2 separate regions of the Homo sapiens genome follow, and region 1 is linked to region 2. The links are chromatin contacts, found by Hi-C or POLR2A ChIA-PET in ENCODE. All regions are on one chromosome and are shown on one strand. The core of a region is the stretch at or near the end of the contact, and the rest is flanking DNA. Distances in the headings are between cores, read along the strand shown.

What was found. Hi-C counts contacts between places; a loop is a spot of excess contacts on that map. ChIA-PET counts read pairs that join two places held with the same protein, here RNA polymerase II (POLR2A). Pooled maps may share reads with other maps.
Region 1: a map with no recorded cell type shows a loop between it and region 2 (9-fold over the local background). The contact joins the promoter of DUSP18 here to the promoter of TBC1D10A in region 2. A Hi-C loop is called at or near these places in 2 of 37 single-sample maps with no recorded cell type and 2 of 50 pooled maps. POLR2A ChIA-PET finds 5 or more read pairs at or near these places in 2 of 52 experiments (IMR-90 and naive thymus-derived CD4-positive, alpha-beta T cell).

What each region holds. Positions count from the first base shown.
Region 1 is chr22:30,665,573-30,669,879 of GRCh38, reverse strand. DUSP18 (dual specificity phosphatase 18) reads left to right here and starts at 2,005. Exons shown (of 2, transcript NM_152511.5): 1 at 2,005-2,418. It also overlaps a transcript of SLC35E4 not described here. RefSeq lists an enhancer at 1,518-1,907.
Region 2 is chr22:30,325,583-30,329,701 of GRCh38, reverse strand. TBC1D10A (TBC1 domain family member 10A) reads left to right here and starts at 2,761. Exons shown (of 9, transcript NM_031937.3): 1 at 2,761-3,029. The coding sequence starts at 2,821. RefSeq lists silencers at 2,509-2,838, 3,139-3,188 and an enhancer at 3,405-4,119.

The sequences.
Region 1 (4,307 bases), core at 756-3,255, 340 kb before region 2:
AAACAAAATCTACAGTATGGAAGCAATTGAATAAATTTTGGTATGTCATAAAATAAAATACATGTAATTGTGTATGAAACATAGACGGGTGGTATATTAGATGGGAGAAAAAAGCAGGTTACTAAAAAGTGAACTTTTGTGATGTATCTTTTTTAAGTATAAGCATGTTGTAACATATATATATATATATATATATATATATATGAATGGATTCTGATCAAAATACACCAAAATGTTAACAGTGATTGTCCCTAGCCACTTATGCTGCTGGCCTGTCTTGTCTTCTTTTTATTTCTTCGAGACGGGGTCTCACTCTGTCCCCCAGGTTGGAGAGTAGTGGCACAATCTCAGCTCACTGCAACCTCCACATCCCAGGCTCAAGTGATCCTCCCACCTCAGCCTCCTGAGTAACTGGGACCACAGGTGAGCCACCAAGCCCGGCTAATTTTTTGTATTTTTGGTAGAGATGGGGTTTCACCCTGTTGCCCAGGCTGGTCTCGAACTCCTGAGCTCAGGTGATCCAACTGCCTCAGCGTTTCAAAGTGAAGTGGTGGGAATACAAGCGTGAGCCACCATGCCTGTCCTCATTTTTCTATAAGTGTACACTACTTTTATAATTGGGTCAAAAAAGACAACTGTAGAAGGATAAAAAATATTGAAGGACTAGTTTTTCTAATGCATTTTCAGCCTATTTGGAACTGGAGTGTTGTGAATGTTTTCATATTTACAAACTAGTATGAACAATCCAACTTCTCAATCTCTCATTTACATTTTTCTGACCTCTATGCATAGCCTAGGTGTGAGGTGATGGAAAAAGCTGGTTTAGAGATCAAGATGCTCAAACACAAAAGTCCCCCAAATCCTGAGAGTTTTTTGTTTTTTTAAAAAAATCCTTAAAACATTTAAAGACGCATAAAACTCTTCACCCACTCAGTGGTGCAAAAAATTTACCAATACTAGAAGGGGAGGAGGCTGGCAACGACTGGAAATATTCCCTTTCAAGTAATAAATAATGGTTATTTTGAACCAAATTGCTTTCCACCTCAAGTCCTCCATGGATGGGAGCCTGGAGGATGCAGTGATGGGGGTTATGGAATGGAAAGGAGCGTGGGTAATTGGGTTTGTGAGGATTGGGGCCAGGCAGAGGGAACTGGGGGCTTTTCCAGGACCACTGGGGAACACAGAGGCTGAGAAGGGGAGTGTGGGATGGGTTCGAGCTGGGGAGGACCTCGGCCTCGCCAGGCTCTAAGGAGAGTCACAGCTCACCACCTAGGGCGCTGGGACCACACGATGTCATGCCTGGGAGACTGAAGGGCTAGGACAGATTCTGAGAAAATGTGGACTGGAGATGGGGATTCCAGGTTCTCCCGGGAGTCCAGGCGAGGGAGTTCCGGCTTCAGGGAGTCCCAAGAGCTAGACTGGGAAGGGGCTGGTGCCCAGGACTATGAGAAATCCAGACTCCCCTGGGGTGTGAAAAAGGGCCGAGGTCCGGCTGAGGGAGAGCGAGTCTGAAAGAGTTCGGGCTCCCTTGCGGGTCCGAGAGTCTAACGAAGGCTCTGGGCACCCAGGCCGCACCTGAAGAGCACCAACGACTGCTCGGTCCGCGGCGCGGGAAGGAGATGTGCGGCTGAACCCCTACGCCGATTACTTAGCGGCGGCCCTATCGAGAGGGTGGTTCGAGCCCGAGGTGGCGCCGGTCCCGTAAATCGTGGAGGATCTCAGGTCCCCTGTGACCAAGGGCGTAGTCAGCTGTGTCATGGCGGCTTCCCTGTTCGAGAAACAGTTGGAAACTGGAGGCCGGTTGGGAGTCATGGTCGTTGGGCGCACGGAGGCCGGTTGGAAGCCATGGTCGTTGGGCGCCAGGAGGCCGGTTGAGAGCCGTGCTCGTTGGACGCGCGCAGACCTGGAGTTAGTCCCTGGGCGGAACCTGGAGCCCCGCGCGGCGCGTTGCCTGGGAGACGCATAAGGGGGCGGGGCCGGGGAGGGAGTGTCGCACATGCGCACAGAGCCCGGGCGGCTACGGAAGCGGTGAGACTGTCTCTCGGCTGCAGCCCTGGTGCGACCCGGCCCGTTGCCGTAGAGATGGGCAGGGCTGGATGGAGTGGGGTGCGGTGAGCTGAGCTGACCCTGCTTCGCCACGGGGACTGCAGTGACCCCGGCTTGCCGGCAGGGCGGGTAACAGGTTGAGCCAGGGTGGGGCTGCTCAGGGGCGTGGAGCCGAGGCCAGGATTTCTCTGAAGACCCGGCACAGGCTATTCCTTTCTGCGACGAGCCCATTGCTATGGAAACCAAAGCGTTAGGCCAGCGGGGATTGAGGCTGCGGGATCATGACGGGTCTCTCTCCCGAAGAACCTTGCCTAAGGCTTCCCCAAGCGGCTACTTCCTGAGCGAACCCGCCCACCCGCCTGAAGGAGAGAGGTAAAACCCTGGGGGTCCTGACACTAAGCAGGCGAAGAAGCCTATTCCAATGCCAGCTCCCCTAGGAAACCTACCCGGCCCACCCCTAGAAGTGATGCTTCGCTCTCGTTAACTCTTGGACTTTGTTCCATGTTTATAACTTAGTATTTCACGAACGCCCCGCGGTGTTTGTTCATTTTTCCCACACATAATGGACCATAAAGGTCGGCTTCTTTGCTTTATGACTCGTTCTGAACAAGTCCTTTTCCGCGCTGTGTCTCACTTTCCTCTTTTGTAAAATGGAAATATTAACTCTAGACGCCGGTCTGATTAGGTTGCTTTGAAGATCGAACCAGATGAGGGAAGCCAAATACTTCATAGGCTGTAAAGTGGTGAAGCTGAACTGCTACCGAGTTGCTATTTTTTTCTCCTCCTCCCTCTCAAGCTAAACGTTCTTTAGATCTTTTGTGATTTCTTCAGGTGGTCTTTGCGACTCCCTAGGCTCCGACCTGGAAGAAATCTTTTTTACACTTCCCTTTCACAGAGCCCTGCATTTTAACTTCCCTATCAGAAGCGAGAAAAATAGTTATCATTTTGAGAGGGCTTACTCTATGCCAAGCCCTGAGAAAACTCTTTACGTGGATTATCTCGTTTAATTTCACAACATCCTTTTAAGGTAGGTACTGTTATCCTATTTTCAAGCTCTGTCTGCCTGTAATTGCCTGTTTACTATCTGTTTCTCCCACTAGTCTTTGAGCTCCCTGAGAAAAGGGGCCATGCCTGTCTTGTACATTTCAGTATCTCCAACACCTAATACAGTGCCTGATAGAGATTGCTTTTTTTTTTTTTTTTTTTTTTTTTGAGATGGAGTCTCACGCTGTCTCCCAGGCTGGAGTGCAGTGGCACGATCTTGGCTCACTGCAGCCTCCGCCTCCCGGGTTCAAGCAATTCTCCCGTCTCAGCCTCCTGAGTAGCTGGGACTACAGGCCCATGCCACCACGCCTGGCTAATTTTTGTATTTTTAGTAGAGACGGGGGTTTCACCATGTTGGTCAGGCTGGTCTTGAACTCCTGACCTCAGGTGATCTGCCCGCCTCGGCCTTCCAAAGTGCTGGGATTATAGGCTTAAGCCACCGTGCCCAGCCCTGATAGATATTTCTTAACTAGCATGAAAATGACTCCTCGCATCACTACCCTCACCTGCAAGAGCATTGTCACTTCTGCAGACTTTTAGTGGCTATAATGAACAGCACATTCCTCTATTCCCGTTACCCACTGGGCACTGGTTTGGGGGGACATCAGTTCACTTCTCTATGGATTTTCTGATGACGAGGATCCAGAACATTCCTTAGCATTTAGACTTCCATCTGGGTTCAGGAGGCTTTTTCTTTGCCCTTCATATCACCTCTGTAGCAAGCCAGCCCTCTCTGTCCTTCCGGGAATGAGCCTGATGCATTTGAGTCTGGGGCATTGGCAGGTAGGATTTGCCTATACAACCTTTGGTCTTTCTCTTTAGTAGCCTCAGAACCACCCCCATCCCCACCCAGCCCCTCCCTGGAATTCTGGAGACACGCTGCCAGAGAACTCATTCTTTCCAGAAAACCTCTCAGAAGGCAGAGTCATAGCTGTTGGGAGTCATTTCTTCATTCAACAAATATTTATCAAGCACCTACTTGTGGGGACACAGCGCTTGGCACTAGTTGGTGATAGAGTGGGAGTGAAGACAGACACCATCATATCCCTAAAGGGCTCACAGTCTCTTGGGGAGACAGACATTAATCAAATAATCAGACAGATCGGAGCAAAACTACGTCTTCAGTAAGTGTTAGGAAGGAGAGAACATAGGGCTAAGAAAGCCTGGAGCAGAGTTGGTCAAACGTGAGGGAGGGGTGTGATCTAAGGAGATTTCCC
Region 2 (4,119 bases), core at 1,512-4,011:
TTTTGCAAGCTTCAAATGCCACCACTCCTGGCCATTATTTATTTATTTATTTATTTATTTATTTTGAGATGGAGTCTTGTCTGTCACCCAGGCTGGAGTGGTGTGATCTCTGCTCACTGCAACCTCTGCCTCCCAGGTTCCAGCGATTCTCCTGCCTCAGCCTCCTGAGTAGCTGTGATTACAGGCGCCTGCCACCACGCCCAGCTAATTTTTGAATTTTTAATAGAGACGGGGTTTCACCACGTTGGCCAGGCTGGTCTCGAACTCCTGATCTCAAGTGATCCACCCACCTCAGCCTCTCAAAGTGCTGGGATTACAGGCATGAGCCACCGCGCCCAGCTCCTGGCCATTATTTACTGGGCTTCTCCATGTGCCAGGTGTTTAGCGCATACTGTCACACTAAAGTCTCAGCACAATTCTTCCAAGGAAGAATTTTTTCAGAATTTCCAATTTATAGATGAGGAAATGGGCTCAGAGAGAAGTAATTTGCTCAAGGTCACAGAGCATAAATTCAAATCCTGGTGGTTTGATTAAAGAAAATTAGAAGCTGAAGCATCACTGGAGTAACATCTATACAGTCTCCTAAAGATGAACACTCAGGGTCTCTAATCTACCCCCTCCCCAAATATCCCTGGGGTGAACGTCTCTATATTTGTGCCCTCACAGAGCTGAGTAAGAACATGTTTGGGATATAACCCTAGGGATAGAATCATGAAGTCAAAGGGTCGTGGATACTTTTCTTTGCTGTACTTGAGGCTTCACATCTGCCCCAGGTATGTCTGGCTCCTCCCCCTCCCTTTCCTGGGATAGGCCCATACCACCATGAAAGACCCATACCGCCCCTCCTGGGAGCTGGGACCAGGAGCCCACCACTGTCTGGAGTCACTGAAGAGAAGGAACATCCTCCTAGACTGAGGGTTTAAGACCAAAATAGCCTGTGCCCACTCCCATGTCTGTTCTTGCCTTGTTTATGGAAAGCCAGAAGCTCATGGAATGTGAGGATTGTACAATGACGCCATCAAGAATGTCCAGGCCACATGGCATCAAGGTGAAATCACTCAAGGCTCAAGACCCCCTCTTGGGGCTTGCCTTGGGGCCCTGAATAGTCTGTCCCAGGCCCTGCAGCCAGGTCTGAGTCTTCCAGTCCCTTCCCCTCTCTAGGCCTGTCTCTCCCACAGGTCTGCAGGGAGTGTCAGATGACAATATACTGTGACTTGTAAACCATAAAGTACTAGACATAAGCGAGGAGCTATCATTATATTATAGATCCAAGAGTTGACAATCTCTAGGGTCAGAAATCAGCTGCTTGGGGCTAAGCCCATATAGATAAAATCGGCCCATCCCTCCAAATATAGGCAGTTGGTAAGAGCTAAGTTCGAATCCTGGCTATATTCACAGCTAATTCTGGGACCTTAGGCAACTGACTTTACCTCAGTCTCCTTAACTGTAAAATGGGACTAATAATGGTGTATACCTCATTGCTAAGAGATTACAAGACATGTTGCAACCAATTTGGAAAACAGTTTGCCAGTTCCTCGAAAGGTTAAACAGTTGCCATATGACCCAGCAATTCCACTCTTCCTTATCTATCCAAGAGAAATGTAAACATAAGGCCCCCACACAAAAGCTTGTACCTGAATGGTCAGAGCAGCATTATTCATAATGGCTAAAAACTAGAAACACGCGAATGACCATCACTGATGAATGGAAAAACAAAATCTGGTATAGTCCCAGCTCCCAGGAGGGGCAGTATAGGTCTTTCATGGCGGTGTGGGCCTATCCCAGGAAAGGGAGGGGTGGAGTCAGACATACCTGGGGCAGATGTGAATCCAGAAGCACTGATACATGCTACAATGTGGATGAAACTTGAAAATGTTCAAGAGAAAGAATCCAGACATAAAAGGCCATATATTGTATAATTCCATTTATATGAAATATCCAGAAAAGGGACATCTATAGAAACAGGAAGCAGATTAGTGGTTGCCAGGGACTGGGGGAGCCAGGATGCGGAGTGACTGCTAATTGGTAGGAGTTTCTTTTTGGGGTGATGAAAATGTTCTAAAATTAGAATGTTGTGATGGCTGCACAACTCTGTAAATATGCTAAAAATCATTGTACACTTTAAACGTGAATTTATGGTATGTTTATGTTCCATAAAACTGCTGGGGAAAAGACTACAGGAGAAAGTAGGTAGAGCTTCGGGCGTGCGTGGCTCAGTAAACGCTGGTGATTATTAATAATTAGGTCTCACGAGGTAATTTAAAGCCCCAGAAGCAGTGAGTGCAATGGGACTGCCAGACTTCTGGCTCAGGCTGGGCCTTTAAGCCGCTCTGCGTCCCTGAACTCACTTGGGCCTCCTCAGAGTTCCTCATAAATGAATGGGGCAAACAATCCCTACCACGTCCTTGGGGTCTCGCAGGGAGCGGGGCTCAGGAGGCAGATGAGGAATCCATGGAGGAAGCCCTGGGCCTCCGGCTCGCGCTCTGCAGTAGGTGACAGGCCCCGCTTGGAGCCAACCCGGAAAGGCCCGAGCTCGTCCAGGTGAGTTCTTGTGATTGGCAGCCCGGAGGAGGGCGGGGAGGGCTGCGGTGACGGCTGCCCCGCCCCCTCACTTCGGGCTTGTTGGCGCCCGCCGGGGGAGGGTGGGCGGGGCCCGGGGTCCGCGGCGCCCATTGGGCGTGGGGGGAGAGCTCCGGGGTGGGCCTGGAGCCCCGCCCCCCGGCCTTGCGGCGGCCAATAGGCGCCGCGCGTGGGCGGGGCGTCGGCGGCAGCAGGGCGGCTGAGGTGGCCGCTGGAGCTCAGGCGGCGGGCGCGGCTGGGATGGCGAAGAGCAACGGAGAGAATGGGCCGCGCGCGCCCGCGGCCGGGGAAAGCCTGTCGGGAACCCGGGAGAGCCTGGCCCAGGGCCCCGACGCCGCAACCACCGACGAACTCAGCTCTCTCGGGTCTGACTCGGAGGCCAACGGCTTCGCCGAGCGCCGCATCGACAAGTTCGGCTTCATCGTGGGCTCGCAGGGCGCCGAGGGCGCGTGAGTAGCGCCGGGGGTCGGGACTGAGCGCGCCACCCACGCGAGGGGCCTCGACACGGACGGAGGCGCCCTCGGGACTTGCCGACACGTCCCCCTCCCAGGCAGGGACCACTAATCCCCGTTCCCTCCCCTGCCCCACCCCCACCACCCCTGCCTTCCTAGACCCGCCCCCTTCGCAGTCCTACTTCCGACCCAGGGGGCGGACGGGCCCACACCTCCACCCGCCACCTCCACCCTCCGGACAGACTGACCCGCTCCCAGGAAGGACCGACTGTGCCCTCCTTCCAGCCGTGGAACAGAATGACAGACTGCCCCAAACCCACCCCTGCCGCCAAGACCTTAGGGATGATTGTTTCTGCCACCCCGACAGGCTCCCAGATGGCTGGCGCCCCCCTCCATAGACACTCATTCTCCATCTTTCCCCCTCCCACAAACCCACAGACGCCCTTGTCTCCCCGCCTCACTGCCCCCACACCAGGAGACCTCAGACCGACTTCAGGACTGACTGCCCCGCCCCCACCCCTTCCCAGGACAGACTGACCCTTTCCTCGAGGCATACAGACCTCTGGATGGACAGACATTGGTCACCTCCCTCCCCTCAGCTCCATCCTGGGACAGACAGTCCCTTCTCCTCATGGAAGGGTCGGAGAAGGGCCCCCTATCCGCTCATACACAGCTTCCTCCACTGGCACTGGCAACAGGTGGGCAGGTACTCCCCCTTCCCAGCACGTACAGGGCGACAGGGAGCCCCACCACTAGGACAGACCATCAGCTCCAGCAGCCACAGGAGCCAGTAGATGGGCTCTGTGTATGTCCTGTGTATGTATGCGCCTCCTCCCAAGGGCAGATCTTGGGCGTGGGACGGGGGCAGGCAGGGAGACAGCAGGGTCCCTGCTCATATTAGCACCCCCCGATGTCCTATCCCGAGAGCACCCAGACACCCAGCTAGCAGACAGAGAAATGTGGGGCAGTGGAACAGCACCTTGCCTCCAAGCTGGGCCCCATGTTGCCCCACAGAATCCCCCGAGCCCAGGCCTCAGAGATCATGTGTACAGGCTGGCGGTCCCCTTAGGAAAGATGGACTCCATAC